Regions from separate parts of the Homo sapiens genome. Here region 1 is linked to region 2. The links are chromatin loops, found by intact Hi-C in ENCODE. Cell type or tissue: Caco-2. All regions are shown on one strand.

Evidence for each region. Hi-C counts contacts between places; a loop is a spot of excess contacts. Peaks named below come from ENCODE experiments on the same cell type or tissue, not always from the same donor. Only the 100,000 strongest peaks of a DNase experiment are listed, where the experiment ranks them.
Region 1: a loop joins it to region 2, with 19 times the contacts of the local background. A loop is called at or near these places in 2 of 110 quality-filtered maps.

The regions. Positions count from the first base shown.
Region 1 is chr7:99,872,289-99,880,288 of GRCh38, forward strand. It overlaps OR2AE1 (olfactory receptor family 2 subfamily AE member 1), which reads right to left and starts at 4,745. Exons shown (of 1, transcript NM_001005276.1): 1 at 3,774-4,745. The coding sequence starts at 4,745. The coding sequence ends at 3,774. In Caco-2, CTCF peaks have their summits at 4,453 and 4,689; a DNase peak (open chromatin) is centred at 5,694.
Region 2 is chr7:99,628,304-99,636,303 of GRCh38, forward strand. It overlaps ZSCAN25 (zinc finger and SCAN domain containing 25), which reads left to right. Exons shown (of 8, transcript NM_145115.3): 8 at 888-4,105. The coding sequence ends at 1,717. It also overlaps the pseudogene LOC442603. Among named protein-coding and RNA genes, the nearest start is that of ZSCAN25, 15 kb to the left of the region's middle. RefSeq lists an enhancer at 1,534-2,180. In Caco-2, no CTCF peak of the experiment used is centred here; DNase peaks (open chromatin) are centred at 1,686 and 3,551.

The DNA.
Region 1 (8,000 bases), 240 kb after region 2:
CTGTAATGAGCCCCTCCAGCTGCCTGCCATGGAGCTGATATCCCCACTCTTGGGTTAGTCCAGTGACCAGACAAAAGCAGGGCTGTAGCGTTGTGACTACAATGGGCCACCCAAGAGGGGACGGCTCCCATGAGAAGACAGGGAAGCAGTGTGGCATCGGGAGTCAGGGGGATTATTTTCTCCTCTGTTCACAGAAGCCTAAATTTATTCATCTGCTAAATTGTCACCATGGATATTCTGGAAGAAAAATACATTTTCTAGATGTAGTACCTACATCAACAGCATCAGCACTACTTGGGATTTATTAAAAATGTAAATTCAGAGTTTTTGAATCAGAAACTCTGAATCAGAAACCCTGGAACTAGGGCCCAGCCAACTGCTTTAACATGACCTTCAGATGATTCTAATGTGTACTCATGTTTGAGAATCGCTGCTGTAGAAGAGCATGAGAACAAGGAAGTAACATGAAAGAATTTAAATGCAAAGGAAATGGAAAATGAAGACTCAATGAAGTAGGAGTTAAAGTGAGTGTAGCGTTCAGTGAAGAAAGTGTTTCAAAAAAGGAAGGCATAATCAACTTTGTCAAAGGCTGTTGGGTACATTGAAAATTGGTCATTGATCGCTTCTTGGCCTTTTGGCTAAGAGCAAGTGAAAATTGGCCATTAAATGTGGCCACAAGGAGGCCATTTGTGACAATCATACTAATGGTTTCCATAGATTGATGATGACAAAAGCCAACTGAAGTGAGCTCAGGAGAAAATGGAAGCAGAAAAAGTGGAAATAACAAGTAAAGAAAACTGTTTCGGCCGGGCACGGAGGCTCACGCCTGTAATCCCAGCACTTTGGGAGGCCGAGGCGGGCGGATCACGAGGTCAGGAGATCGAGACCATCCTGGCTAACATGGTGAAACCCTGTCTGTACTAAAAATACAAAAAATTAGCCAGGCATGGTGGCGGGTGCCTGTAGTCCCAGCTAATCGGGAGGCTGAGGCAGGAGAATAGCATGAACCCAGGAGGCGTAGCTTGCAGTGAGTGGAGATCGCATCACTGCACTCCAGCCTGGGCAACAGAGCAAGACTCCATCTCAAAAAAAAAAAAGAAAACTGTTTCAAGGAATTCTTCTGTAAGACTGTTTAGACCATGGGTGGACGTCCAATCTTTTGGCTTCCCCAGGCCGCACTGGAAGAAGAATTGTCTTGGGCCACACATAAAATACACTAAAACTAATGACAGCTGATGAGCTAAAAAATAAATAAATAAAAGTTAAAATCTCATAATTTTTTTTATACTTTAAGTTCTAGGGTACATGTGCACAACGTGCAGGTTTGTTACATATGTATACATGTGCCATGTTGGTGTGCTGCACCCATTAACTCGTCATTTACATTAGGTATATCTCCTAAAGCTATTCCTCCCCTCTCCCCCCACCCCACAACAGGCCCTGGTGTGTGATGTTCCCCTTCCTGTGTCCAGGTGTTCTCACTGTTCAATTCCCACCTATGAGTGAGAACATGCGGTGTTTGGTTTTCTGTCCTTACAATAGTTTGCTGAGAATGATGGTTTCCAGCTTCATCCAAGTCCCTACAAAGGACATGAACTCATCATTTTTTATGGCTGCATTGTATTCTGTGTATATGGGCCACATTTTCTTAATCCAGTCTATCATTGTTGGACATTTGGGTTGGTTCCAAGTCTTTGCTATTGTGAATAGTGCTGCAATAAACATACGTGTGCACGTGTCTTTACAGCAGCATGATTTATAATCCTTTGGGTATATACCCAGTAATGGGATGGCTGGGTCAAATGGTATTTCTAGTTCTAGATCCCTGAGGAATCGCCACACTGACTTCCACAATGGTTGAACTAGTTTACAGTCCCACCAACAGCATAAAAGTATTCCTATTTCTCCACATCCTCTCCAGCACCTGTGGTTTCCTGACTTTTTAATGATCGCCATTCTAACTGGTGTGAGATGGTATCTCAATGTGGTTTTGATTTGCATTTCTCTGATGGCCAGTGATGATGAAAATGTTTTAAGAAAGTTTATGAATTTGTGTTGGGCCACATTCAAAGCCTTCCCAGGCCACATATGGTCTGCAGTACATGGGTTGAATGAGCTTGGTTTAGACTTTCCGGGATTGAGGAGAAGTTTCTTTTTAAGATGACAATCATAAAGGTATGTCTGTAGGCTGAGGTACTGATCAAGTAGACTGGGAAAATTTATAACGCAGAAGAGAGAAGAATAATTTCAAGAGCAAGATTATAAGAGATCCTTGCAGATCAGATGGTTATGATGACCTGTGTTAGTCCTCCCCCATATTGCTAAACCCAAATAATCTTGTCTCCATTGGATGAATTCTACTACTGGCCTCTTCTTGGACTTATTCTGTGGACAATTTGGCAGTAAATGGATATGTGAGTAATAGTCTCCAAATCTGGTTCTTTAGTGCTCCCACTGATTCTGACATCTTCCCATCATGCCTTCAATAAGGCTTTTTTCTGCTTGTTTCATTCAGAGTCCATTTCTGTTGCTTGGAACCAATACCCATAACTAACACAAAATCTCAGGTCACCCTATTTTTTTTTTCATTAAACACATAAGATTACTGAGGCCTTGAGAGGTTAAGTAACTTACCACTGTTATCAAGTGGCAGACTCTCCTCCAGATCATTCTGATTCCAAATCACAAGGCTAGGAACCCTCAAAGAACAGAAAGGTATTTTCAGCCTGTGAAATAATAAAAGTTAATATGCCTACCTGCTATGGCAAGTCCAACGTAGACCAAGGAAAAGCACAAGCAGATGTGTAAAAAATCTTAAGTTTCACAATGCAATTCCAAACATCTAGTCTACCACCTGGATCATACTAGGCACTCAACAAAGATTTGTTAAACACAACATGGATTACAAGAATTATGTTATATATTATTATGTATGTATACAAAATGTATTATTCTTTCCCTTATGAATTCTTACACACTGTGATTCATGGAACACTAAGGGTCTAAGAATATAACTTTTAGGGCCAGGTGCAGTAGCTCACGTCTGTAATCTCAGAACTTTGGGAGGCCAAGGTGGGCAGATCACCTGAGGTCAGGGGTTGAAGACCAGCCTGACCAACATGGTGAAACCCCGTCTCTACTAAAAATACAAAAATTAGCCAGGCATGGTGGCACGCGCCTGTAATCCCAGCTACTCTGTAATACTCAGCTACTCCTGGCTGAGGCAGGAGAATCACTTGAACCTGGGAGGCGGAGGTTGCAGTGAGCCAAGATCGTGCCACTGCACTCCAGCCTAGGTGACAGAGAGAGACTCCGTCACAAAAAAAAAAAAGAATACAACTTTTATATCATGCATCCTCCCTTTCAAACAGCCATCATTCACCATTTACTTCCCATGCTTCCAAAAGTAAGCAACACACTCCAATTTTAAACTCCATAAATACTCTCTGGTGGCATGTTTTATATATTTTTGTTAATAAAAATAATAATAGATAAGGGCCCTTATATCTTTATCTTGCCTTCTTTTTTTCAGGGTGTCAGTGACCTTTATATGTCTTCTTTCAAAGGGACTTTTTAAAAAGTTTTCCCTAATTCTCTAAAGATCTACTCAAATGTTCTCCACAGTGCTTGGATACCTGACACCAAGCTGGAATACTGGAATTGTGTGTTAAATGTGTTTTTCTTCCAGTAGTAAAACAGCATAAGGAAGCTATCTCCCTGAAAAACTTTAGAGGTTTATATGAATTAATTTAAGGAGCTTATCCTATTCCACTCTACACTCGGGGCAACCACAATTGCAGTCGTTGAATGCACTGGGTGATAACATCTCTCCTCAGCACTCTTCTCAGAGCCTTAGCTACATCTTTATTCCGGAGAGTATAAATCAGAGAATTCAATGTGGGCGTAATGATGCTGTAGAACACAGAACCAACTTTGTTCTGCAATAGAGTGCACTGGGACCTGGGTCTCATGTAGGAGAAGATGCAGGCACCAAACCAAAGAGAAACCACCGTGAGGTGGGAGCCACAAGTGGCAAAGGCATTTCTCTTGCTCCCAGATGAGCGCATCTGAATGACACTTTGAAGGATGAAGACATAGGATGTAGAAATCAGGAAGATGGGGAGGAGGAGGAGAATGCTGCTGATGTACACTGTGGTCTCATACACAGTGATGTCGCCACATACCAACTTCACAACAGCTGGGAACTCACAGTAGAAGTGGTAGACTTTCCGAGGCCCACAGAAAGGGAAGTGCATCAAGATCGCCATGTGAATTAGGGAGTTCACGGATGCCCCCAACCATGACATGACAGCCATCATCAGTCCCACCTTCTTGTTCATGAGCACAGCATAGCGCAGTGGATGACAGATGGCAACATAGCGGTCATAGGACATGACAGCTAAGAGAAAACATTCAGCACCACCTAGACACAAATAGAGGAAGTGCTGGGTTGCACAGCCCACAAAGGAGATAGATTTCTTGCCAGATAGGTAGTTGGTAGCCATCTTCAGGATGATTGTGGAGACATGCATCAGATCCATGAGGGAGAGCTGGCTGAGCAGGAAATACATTGGTGTATGAAGCTGGGGATCAATGCAGATGAGGAGAATGGTGAGGGTGTTGCCACTCACCGCAATAAGGAAGACCACCATGGTCAAGGAGAAAAGGAAAAGGTGGGTAAGGGAGTCATCGAAGAGCCCCTCAAGGATGAAGTCTGCCAGAGAGGTCTGATTCTTCTGCCACATTGTCCCCTTTCTCAATCCCTGAGGAAACAGAGAGTGGAGATAAAGAGTGTGACTGGAAATACTGGGGTCCAGTATACCCAAGGAAAAGCACCTTTTGATAGAGGACAGAACCTGTGAAAAAAATTTCCGTTTCTAATTATTCAACCTCTCTAATTATTCAAATAACCTTTTTTTAAAAGAGAGCTTAGAAATCTGCCTTCACAAACATAATCACTCTGAAATTTCAGAATATCTGGACTCTATTATCAAACTTCAAGTCTCTTCTCGTTAAGAAAGATATATATGTGTGTGTGTGTGTGTGTGTATGTATATGTATGTGTGTATATATTTATTCCCCATTTACTTCCTAGGCTTCCAAAACACACATATGTATACACACACACACACACACACACATTTGTCTTTCTTAATGAGAAGAGACTTGAAGTTTGATACTTAATGGAGTCTAGATATTCTGAGATTTCAGAGTGATCATGTTTGTGAAGGCAGATTTTTAAGCTCTCTCTCTCTATACAGACACACACAGAGAGACAGTTTGGAGAAAAGCTTGGGGGCGTTGCTTATTTTATCAGTGAGGATTTTACTAGAAAAGCTATAACACTAAGAGATTTCTCTTATACAATTGTGGAAGCTGGTTAGGCAATCTATGCGTGGCTGTTACCTTTGTGTCTGATGCTGGAACTTTAATTCCAGAGGGCAAGTAGTCAGGAAAAAAAAAATGGATATAAAGAGTGGCAGATCAAAGTCATGCTGGAACCCACAAGCATGAGCTGCAATCCCACAAAGGCAGACTGAAACCCATGTCAGTTCTTGTTGTCTCTGAAATTGGCGGTGTGGATATCCTGCAGAAGCTGGGGCGCCTCTTTTTTTTTTTTTTTTTTTTTTTGAGTTGGAGTCTTGCTCTGTCGCCCAGGCTGGAATGCTGTGGCCCGATCTCGTCTCACTGCAAGCTCCGCCTCCCGGGTTCATGCCATTCTCTTGCCTCAGCCTCCGTAGTAGCTGGGACTACAGGCGCCTGCCACCACACCCGGCTAATTTTTTGTATTTTTAGTAGAGACGGGGATTTCACCGTGTTCGACAGGATGGTCTCCATCTCCTGACCTCGTGATCCCCCCGCCTCGGCCTCCCAAAGTGCTGGGATTACAGGCGTGAACCACCGCACCCGGCCGCTGGGGCGCTTCTTAATGGCCAGATTAAAAATGCACACACCTGGCCGGGCGCGGCGGCTCACGCCTGTAATCCCAGCACTTTGGGAGGCCGAGGCAGGTGGATCACGAGGTCAGGAGATGGAGACCATCCTGGCTAACACGGTGAAACCCCGTCTCTACTAAAAATACAAAAAATTTGCCGGGCGTGGTGGCGGGCGCCTGTAGTCCCAGCTACTCGGGAGGCTGAGGCAAGAGAATGGTGTGAACCCAGGAAGCGGAGCTTGCAGTGAGTGGAGATCGCATCACTGCACTCCAGCCTGGGCAACAGAGCGAGACTCCGTCTTAAAAAAAAAAATAAAAAAAAAAAAATAAAAAAAAAAAAGAATGCACACACCTGACCCAGAAGTCAGAAAAACTAAAGGAGAATCCAAGGGAAGGCCTTTTGAAGACCATCTGGTTGGCAACACGTTTTGGTGCTGGGGCAGTGTCCTCTAGGATGTGAAATATACTCTAAATCTGCATCCAATTTATGCTGCTCTTCCTCCCATAGCAAGATTCATGGAACCAGAAATCACCAGGTAGAAGAGAGAATGAGTCCTCTCACTATAGCCCCCATAACTGTGACCCACCAGCACAATTTTAGTTTTCTATCCCTTCACTTTTAGCTTTTGCTGTTTTAGAGGTCTTAGTTCCAAAGGGAGAAATTCTTCTACCAGGTGTCACAACAATAATCCCATTTTCTGATAGTTAAGACTGCCACCATGCCACTTGGGGCTCCTCATAGAACTGAATCAATAGGCAAATAAGGTTACTCTATTGGCTAGTAAGACTGATTCTGACTAGCAATGGGAAATTCAGTCACTACTATACAGTGAGGATATGGAGAATTATGTCTGCAGTCAGATTTTCTAGGGTGTACTCTCATGTCTCATGATGTAAGCCAATAGAAAACTACAACCCAATTCAGACAAGACTGCTAGTGGCCCAGATGCTTCAGGAATAAAGGTTTGGGTTACCCCACCAGGCAAAGAGTCATGAATAACTGTAGACAAAGAGAATTGGAATGGGTAGTGAAAGCAAGTCGTTATAAATACCAGCCAAAAACCATGTGAGCAGCTACAGAAACAAAAACTGTAATAGTTATGGGCATTTATTCTGTGTGTGTGTGTATGTGTACTGAATATTTGTTTTCTTCTCCTCTGTCATCCCCCGTATCTAACATAAGATGTATTAATAATTGTTAATTTCAGGCAGGGGACAGTGGCTCAGGTCTGTAATCCCAGCACTTTGGGAGGCCAAGGCAGGCAGATCACCTGAGGTCAGGACTTTGAGACCAGCCTGGCCAACATAGTGAAACCCTGTCTCTACTAAAAATACAAAAATTAGCCAGGCTTGGTGGCACATACCTGTAATTGCAGCTACTCGAGGGGCTGAGGCATTAGAATCCCTTGAACCCGGGAGGTGGAGTTTGCAGTGAGCCAAGATTGTGCCACTGCACTCTAGCCTGGGCGACAGGGCAAGACTCTGTCTCAAAAAAAAAAAGTAATCTTAATTGATTCCTCAAATATCCACCCTATTCTTTTTTGTGTTTTTTCTCCTAAATGTCTTTCTAGACCTTCATGCGGTGACGATTATCTATTTACTTCTTAAAGCAAAGAACTCAGAACTGAATGCATTCTCCCAAGCATTTGATCAGTAAGAAAGAGGTCACATCTGGCCGGGCGCGGTCGCTCATGCCTGTAATCCTGGCACTTTGGGAGGCCACGACAAGTGGATCACCTGAGGTCAGGAGTTCGAGACCAGCCTGACCAACATGTAGAAACCCCGTCTCTACTGAAAATACAAAATTAGCCGGGCGTGGTGGCGCATGCCTGTAATCCCAGCTACTCCAGAGGCTGAGGCAGGAGAATCGCTAGAACCCAGGAGGCAGATGATGCAGTGAGCCGAGATCACACCATTGCACTCCACCTTGAGCAACAAGAGCAAAATTCTGTCTCAAAAAAAAAAAAAAAAGTCACATCTATTACTGTCTCTCTCCTAATGCAGTCTACAGTCTCATCTTTCTGGCTGTCACTTCACACTGTTATTTCACACTCAGCTTCTGGTG
Region 2 (8,000 bases):
CTTGCCTAAAAGGACTCTTCCGCTTTAAGCACCACTTATTTCTCCTTTTCTTTTTTTCTCTTTGCCTCTTTGTTCCCCAATACCTTTTCTTTTCTTTTTTTCTCCTCCCCTTTCTGTTACTCTTCCATAAACACCTGTTCCGTTAATTTAGAGAGAATATAAGAAGGATCAGAGTGAGGATGAAGGAAGGGTGAAGCTGAGCATTTCAGCAGCGTCATGGTCTCAGTCCTGATAAATATGCTACCTAGGGGCGTTCTCCTGCAGGAGCCTCAGTGAAGCCTGCTTCATTCATTCAGCCAGCAGTTAGCAAGCATCTTCCCTGAGTCAGTCCCCTGCCAGGCTCCTAGGAGACCCAGATGAATGAACCTGGTTAGGCAGAGGGAGCATGTGGGCAGGACAGGGGACTGAGCAGGCACCTGGAAGGTCTGGAGAGCTGTGTGCTGCCCTGTGCTACAGCAGGTGTAGAATCGTTTGGGGAAGGCGCAGGACATCTGGATGAATGGAAACAGCATTTCCAACAAAGTCACATGTAAATAGGTACAGAATAATAAAGTGCTAGTTAGGTGCACAGTGCTGAAGAGGCCCAGAGTAAGAGAATAATCGTGGTGAGTGTCTTAGAGGAAATTATTGAGCTACATTTTGTAAGAAGTAAAGGTCTAGATTAGCAGCAAGATAAGTGGGCGGGCACTGGAATTTGGCAGACTATTCTGTAAAAAGACATGGAGGTGGAAATAAGGAAAAAGAAGTAAGGAAAGCCTGAGTTGAGGTTGTTGGTCAAAGGAAAAAAGAGAAGGAACCATGAATGGGACCCCTGTGAAGCAGAGTTCTAACATGTAAATGTCCTGCGGCTACCACAGAATCAATCTTTATCTCCTCCTGTCCTGTAGGCGGTGGGAGCAAGGAAAAGGAGGCAAAACCCCCACAGGAAGACCTGAAAGGGGCGCTGGTGGCACTGACATCAGAGAGGTTTGGGGAAGCCTCTCTCCAGGGCCCTGGGCTCGGAAGGGTCTGTGAGCAGGAGCCTGGTGGCCCTGCAGGCAGTGCGCCTGGGCTTCCTCCTCCCCAGCACGGTGCCATCCCCCTGCCTGACGAAGTCAAAACCCACAGCTCCTTCTGGAAGCCTTTCCAGTGCCCTGAGTGTGGGAAAGGATTCAGTCGGAGCTCCAATCTCGTCAGGCACCAGCGAACCCACGAAGAGAAGTCTTATGGCTGTGTGGAGTGTGGGAAGGGCTTTACCCTGAGAGAATACCTGATGAAGCACCAGAGAACCCACCTGGGAAAGAGGCCCTACGTGTGCAGCGAGTGCTGGAAAACCTTCAGCCAGAGACACCACCTGGAGGTGCACCAGCGCAGCCACACTGGGGAGAAGCCCTACAAGTGCGGGGACTGCTGGAAGAGCTTCAGCCGCAGGCAGCACCTGCAGGTGCACCGGAGGACGCACACCGGGGAGAAGCCCTACACCTGCGAGTGTGGCAAGAGCTTCAGCAGGAATGCCAATCTGGCGGTGCACCGGCGTGCCCACACTGGCGAGAAGCCATATGGGTGCCAGGTGTGCGGGAAGCGGTTCAGCAAAGGGGAGCGGCTGGTCCGACACCAGAGAATCCATACAGGGGAGAAGCCCTACCACTGTCCTGCCTGCGGGCGAAGCTTCAACCAGAGGTCCATCCTCAACCGGCACCAGAAGACCCAGCACCGCCAGGAGCCGCTGGTGCAGTGAGCATAGCAGGTGGCAGGCAGCACCATCATTCATCTTTCTCACTGCAGGGCCTTGCGGGGTGCAAGGTGATGGCTGCAGGAAAGCACTGGTCCCATCGCCTTCCCACCCATTCGCCAACGCGGGAAAGGCAAGGCCTGGCTTACTTAGAGCTTCCAGAGAGCATAGCTGCTTCCATCTCTTACCCAAGTGGTGCTAAACAATTTTTCTTCCAATGTTTGAGGGAAGCAGTCTCCTGCGGTTCAGTTCAGGCTGAGATTTTCTCCTTCAGTGGACTGTCTGTGTCCCCCTGCCGAACAAAGCTGGGAGTAAAGGCAAAACCTTGACACGTGTTGGTAGCTGGGACCTCATCTTCCTGAGGGCTCTGTCTTGCCTGCAGGGTCATAGCTCAGACTCTTCCCCCACCCCCTCTCTTTTCCATTGAACAAACATTTATTGAACATCCTCTGAGCACCTGGCCGTGGGAATGCCGTGGTGAATGAGAGACTAGACGTGATGCCTCTGGGGGTTGTGCGTTGGGGATGCATGCGACAGCCCATGACCCGAGGCATTCTCAGGGTATCTGTGCTGTGTGCCCGTGAGAACATCTTCCCATGACCACTCCTGCCCTCCTGCCCCGTGCTGGATCTTCCCTCCCCAGCTGGGATCTGCTCCCAGGCAACTGTGTGAATTTTACATTATTTGGAGCCTCATCTGTGTCAGGCTATAACATTCTATCCTCATCTGTAAAACTTCCCCGTCCATTATTCCTTGCACTATAACAACTGTCAACACACCAACTATTAGGAAGTTAGTATTTTGCTATTGATCACTGAATAAACATCAGAGTATTTTAAAAAACAGTTCTCTAGAAAGAACTGTTATAATTAAAATGAGTCTGAAAGATGAACTCTAGTATTAATGCCCTATATTTGATGGCACTTTATAGTTCATAAAATTAATTTCACCCCATTCTCATTGGACCCATTTCCCAAGTATTTATTGAGGCCCTGTAACAAACATGTCAGGAACTCTTCTGGGTGCTTGAGACACATCCATGAATAAAATAGGGGGAGAAGCTGTTGACCTCGTAGAGCTTATGTCTCGTGGATGTACCTGATCTTCAGAACCCGTGGATATTCCTGCAAATCCTCTGGGCCTGTATTCATTGCTTTGTCAGCATCTTGCCCTGAAATGCATTTGTCACCTACCTCTTGTTACTAAATGGTCTCTGCCCTCCAGACCCTTGTCATCCAAGGCACTAGGGGTCCTGGACACCCACTGGGGATGATGAGCTGGTAGCGACCTGTTTTGCATGAGTGCCAAGTCAGGAAAAATAAAGATATTTGTAGGCATTAAAAAAAAATACATTTCTTTAAAAATGAGAAGATGCAATATTTGTAAACTGTTGAAGCTTCCTTATTGTGCCATCACTTAAGGGTTTCATTTCTGTTTAAAGTTCTGGAAGCTGCATAACTAGCGTGGACTGACTGCTGTGTCATTGTGCTGTGCCTTTGAACCCTGGCTGAGTGAGTGAGTTTGTCCTTTGTTGATAGTGTCCTATAATTGCAAAATGTGGTTTGTCTTCTGATGCCTCTTAATACCAGATTCTTTTACTGAGATTTTTTTTTTTCATTTTCCATTGTAAATAAGGTAAATGGTAATGACTAACACAAAGCTGTATTACTCAGCCCACTTTGAAACGTGGTTTTATCACCTGTTCTTGTTAGGCAGCATGGTGTCTAATTTTGGCTTAGCAAATGACGCTCCTTGGTCTTCCTGGCTCATTAGCTGTGCCCACGAGGCTGCACTGACTGGGTCGTAAATGTATCTGAGATGTCCACACGGGGCTGCTGCTGCTCCTCTGTAATACTGAGGTCCACATGCAAAATCAGCTTTTTTTCCCCCGTAATTATCAGAGCAGCTAGGCAGGGCTGACAGCCAGGCAGACTCAGTGGGAGGCTTCTGGCCTGAGTGTGGCCTTCCCCAGAGGGTGGTTTTCCAAAGGCAGGTGGGGACTGGGGAGGCCTCGGGGGGCTGCTTGTCATTACCTGAATCACAGATGCTCTTTTGTCATACACAGCCAGCATTCCTCTGGGTTTCAGCAAGTTGGCATATCTTAAGCTTCAGAAGGAGCTGGGCCTTGCTGACTTTCCTATCTGGCCTCTTCCCTATCTCCTGTGGGGCCAAGAGCTTAGGACAGTGTCTCAGAAAAGCCTCTAAGTAGGGGGTTTTTCCCATGGGATTGTGGTAGTCTGATTTTTCATATCTATTCAAATGTTAAGAAATATTTTGTTTTCTGTATTTTTCTATTCTTTAGAAATTTTTTTATAATAGATAATTTCAAACCTATATAAATAAATCCTTATGTATTTATCATTTGACTTTATTATAAACTCATAATCAATCTTGTTTCATCTCTGTCCACTCCTTCCTCCCCGTCTTCCTCCCCCACTGAAGTTTCGAAGTGTATCCCAAGTGTTGTTTATAACCATTTCAGTGTGTACCTGTAAAAGGTAAGGGCGGCTGGGTGTGGTGGCTTACACCTGTGATCCCACCACTTTGGGAGGCCAAGGTGGGATTGCTTGAGAGGAGTTCGAGACCAGCCTGAGCAACATAGTGAGACCTCATCTACAAACAAATATTAACTGGGCATGGGTGGTGCATGCCTGTGGTCCCAGCTATTCAGGAGGCTGAGGCTGGGCATCACTTGACCCCAAGAGGTTGAGGTTGCAGTGAGCCCTGATTGTGCCATTGCACTCCAGCCTGGGAGACAGAGCAAGACCCTGTCTCAAAACAAAACAGTTCCTTAATGTCAAAATATCCAGTGAATTTTAAGAACCCACCTAATTTTTCAATATAATATAATTTGTTGCTTTGTCTCTTAAGGCTTATAATCTGTAGTACTTATCCTTTTCTTCTTGAGATTTATTCATTTTAAAAAACTCGATCATTTATCCTGGAGAGTTTTTTACATTCTGCATTTTCTGTTGTTTTTTTTTTTTTTGAGCTGGAGTCTCGCTCTGTTGCCCAGGCTGGAGTGCAGTGGCACAGTCTCAGCTCACCGCAACCTCCCTGTCCCGGGTTCAAGCGATTCTCCTGCCTCAGCCTCCCAAGTAGCTGGGATTACAGGCATGTGCCACCATGCCCAGCTAATCATTCTGCATTTTCTGTTTGCATACCCATGGCGTGATTTAACATATTTCCCTGCCTTCTGTATTATCTAAAAATGTAGAAGTGTTTAGTGGTGTAATCAGATTCATATTTCACATTTTGGCAAGAACACATTATAGATTGTGACATGCCCTGTTTCTCTTCATATGATTTTAGAAGCCTAGATCTGCTTCTTTCGTTAGTTCTGTAAATGCTTCATCATTTAGTAGTTGGAATATTGTAAGAAATTTCCCTTCATTAACTTAGGTTACCCTTAGATATAGTTCATACAGGGAAGGCAAGAAAATGCTTGATCCTCCTCTTTATTTGCCTGTTTTCAGAATAATGAGCTAGTTACTTTTTGCTTCCTGTAAAGGCAGTCAAGTCTGTAGAAATCAATGCATTCATAGCTTTTTGCTTTTATTGGTTTTTTTGAGACAGAGTCTTGCTCTGTCACCCAGGCTGGAATGCAGTGGTGCAATTGTAGTTCACTGCAGCCTCAAACTGCCAGGCTAAGGTGCTACCCCTTCCTTGGCCTTGCAAAGTATTGAGATTACAGGTGTGGGCCACTGCACCTGGCCTGCACTCATGGATTTAAACATACTTGGTATTGATCAGTCTGCTGGAGTTATAATTTGATGCTCAAATTATTTCACCTTTGACCAGTGGAGGCCCCTGGACCTTGGCTCCTGAATCCTTTTGACATAACCCTAATTCTCATTGACAGCTTCTTTGCTTTCTGGCATGACAAGATGTTCCAGGCAAATGTTCCGTATTTCCTGCCCCTTTTGAGAGTGAAAGTGGGTGCTATTTATTATGCTGGGACAGTGGTGTAAACCGGGACTCTCCAGGTCAAACGGGTATTTGGTCAACTCATAGATGGGCCTCCTTTTGTATGACAAGGCATCTGTGGTTGCCTCACATTGTGATGATGCTGTACACCTTCAGTGTCTGGCTGCATGTGCCGTGCTGCTGGGTAATGAGGGAGGCTGTTGTCCTTTGCAAGAGAAACTCTGTTTTCTCCCCTGGGTGGTGGTAGAACCAGGTAACTGCCTAAGGTCTGTCCTGGGGAAATATTTCATCAAGAAAGTTTGGTCCATGTCATAGTGTGTGCTATGGGTGTTGTCTGCAGGCTGATTATGCTTAAAATACTTTCAGTACCTGTTTTATCCCAGCTGAGAGGCAAGGAGAACCTTTGTTTCTTAAAAAATAAGCTGGTTTCAGCCAGGTGCGGTGGCTCACGCCTGTAATCCCAGCTCTTTGGGAGGCCGAGGCGGGCGGATCACCTGAAGCCAGGAGTTCGAGACCAGCCTGGACAACATGGTGAGACCTTGTCTTTATTAAAAATGCAAAAATTTGGCCAGGCGCGGTGGCTCACGCCTGTAATCCCAGCACTTTGGGAGTCCGAGGCAGGTGGATCACAAGGTCAGGAGATTGAGACCATCCTGGTTAACACAGTGAAACCCCATCTCTACTAAAAATATATAAAAAAACAAAATTAGCTGGGCATGGTGGTGGGCACCTGTAGTCCTAGCTACTTGGGAGCCTGAGGCAGGAGAATGGTGTGAACCCGGGAGGCGGAGCTTGCAGTGAGCCGAGATCGCACCACTGCACTGCAGCCTGGGGGACAGAGTGAGACTCCGTCTCAAAAACAAAACAAAACAAAATTAGCCAAGCGTGGTGGCAGGCGCCTGAGGCAGGAGAATCACTTGAACCCGGGGGGCGGAGGTTGCAGTGAGCCGAGATCATGCCACTGCACTCCAGCCTGGGTGACAGAGCGAGACTCTGTCTCAATAGTAATAATAATAATAATAAGCTGGTTTCAAGTCCCCTCCCTCTGTACAGTACAGATTGACTTAATCCACTTCTGAGACAGGGAAAATGACAGGTAGCAACATGTTTCTGTAGCAGGTACTTGCTCTTAAACTTTGCCAGGGTTTCTCAACCCCTGCACTGTTAACATTTTGTGCCAGATAATTCTCTGTTGGCAGCTGTCCTGGTTGGTTTTTTTTTTTTTCACTGTGTAATTCCTTTATTTTCTGCATATTAGTGCTTTACTAACACTACAACCATAAAGAACACAGTTTCAGGTACTGTACTTTTTAGTTTGGGGCGATCATAGTCTACAGACTCATTTACTTATATTAAACAAGATTAACCTCATTCAAAACATACTGCAGTTTATAAATTCACATAAATACAGAAACTGATGCAATTAAACAACTTCAGGATCTTATTTTTTCAATTCTTAGATTATAATTTTTTTCTGCAGGCTATAATTACCTGCTCCAGTCACCAATGATTATTGTTCAATTTAACTACATCAATTATAAACCTCTTATATCCTTAAAGAAAATTTTAAGTGAAAATTACAATTTCTTACCAAAAGGTTTAGAGTTTTCCAAATTTCAAATATTTCCTTCCCCCTCCCCCATTTCCAGTCAGACATTTCAAATAAACTAAAAATAACCACATCTCACCTGCAACATTCAATAATAGCAATCACTTGATGTATAAAATTTTAACTATGCTCCCAGTTATTTTAAGACACAAAAAAGTGGCTGCCTACCAATCTGTCTTCACAAGTTAGAAATACTACATTGAAGATATAACATGGGCTGGGCGCGGTGGCTCATGCCTGTAATCCCAGCACTTTGGGAGGCTGAGGCGGGCGGATCACGAGGTCAGGAGATCGAGACCATCCTGGATAACATGGTGAAACCCCGTGTCTGCTAAAAATACAAAAAATTAGCCGGGCGTGGTGGCGGGCCCCTGTAGTCCCAACTACTTGGGAGGCTGAGGCAGGAGAATGGCGTGAACCCGGGAGGCAGAGCTTGCAGTGAGTGGAGATCGCGCCACTGCACTCCAGCCTGGGCAACAGAGCGAGACTCCATCTCAAAAAAAAAAAAAAAAAAAAAAAAGATTTAACATGAGGGTTTCAAGTTTCCTCCGGTTTAGGCATTTATACCTTTGTGCTTGTTTTGTTTCAGGATGTTACTATAGCATTGATGTTGGATAACCCATATTTATATACCTTAAAATGCAATCATTTAAAACACTAAGGATTACATTTATGGTGGAACTTTGGGAATTTTAGAAAGCAACCAGTGTTCTTAGATGTGTTTATTAGCCTTATTTCTAGAACTATTTCTAC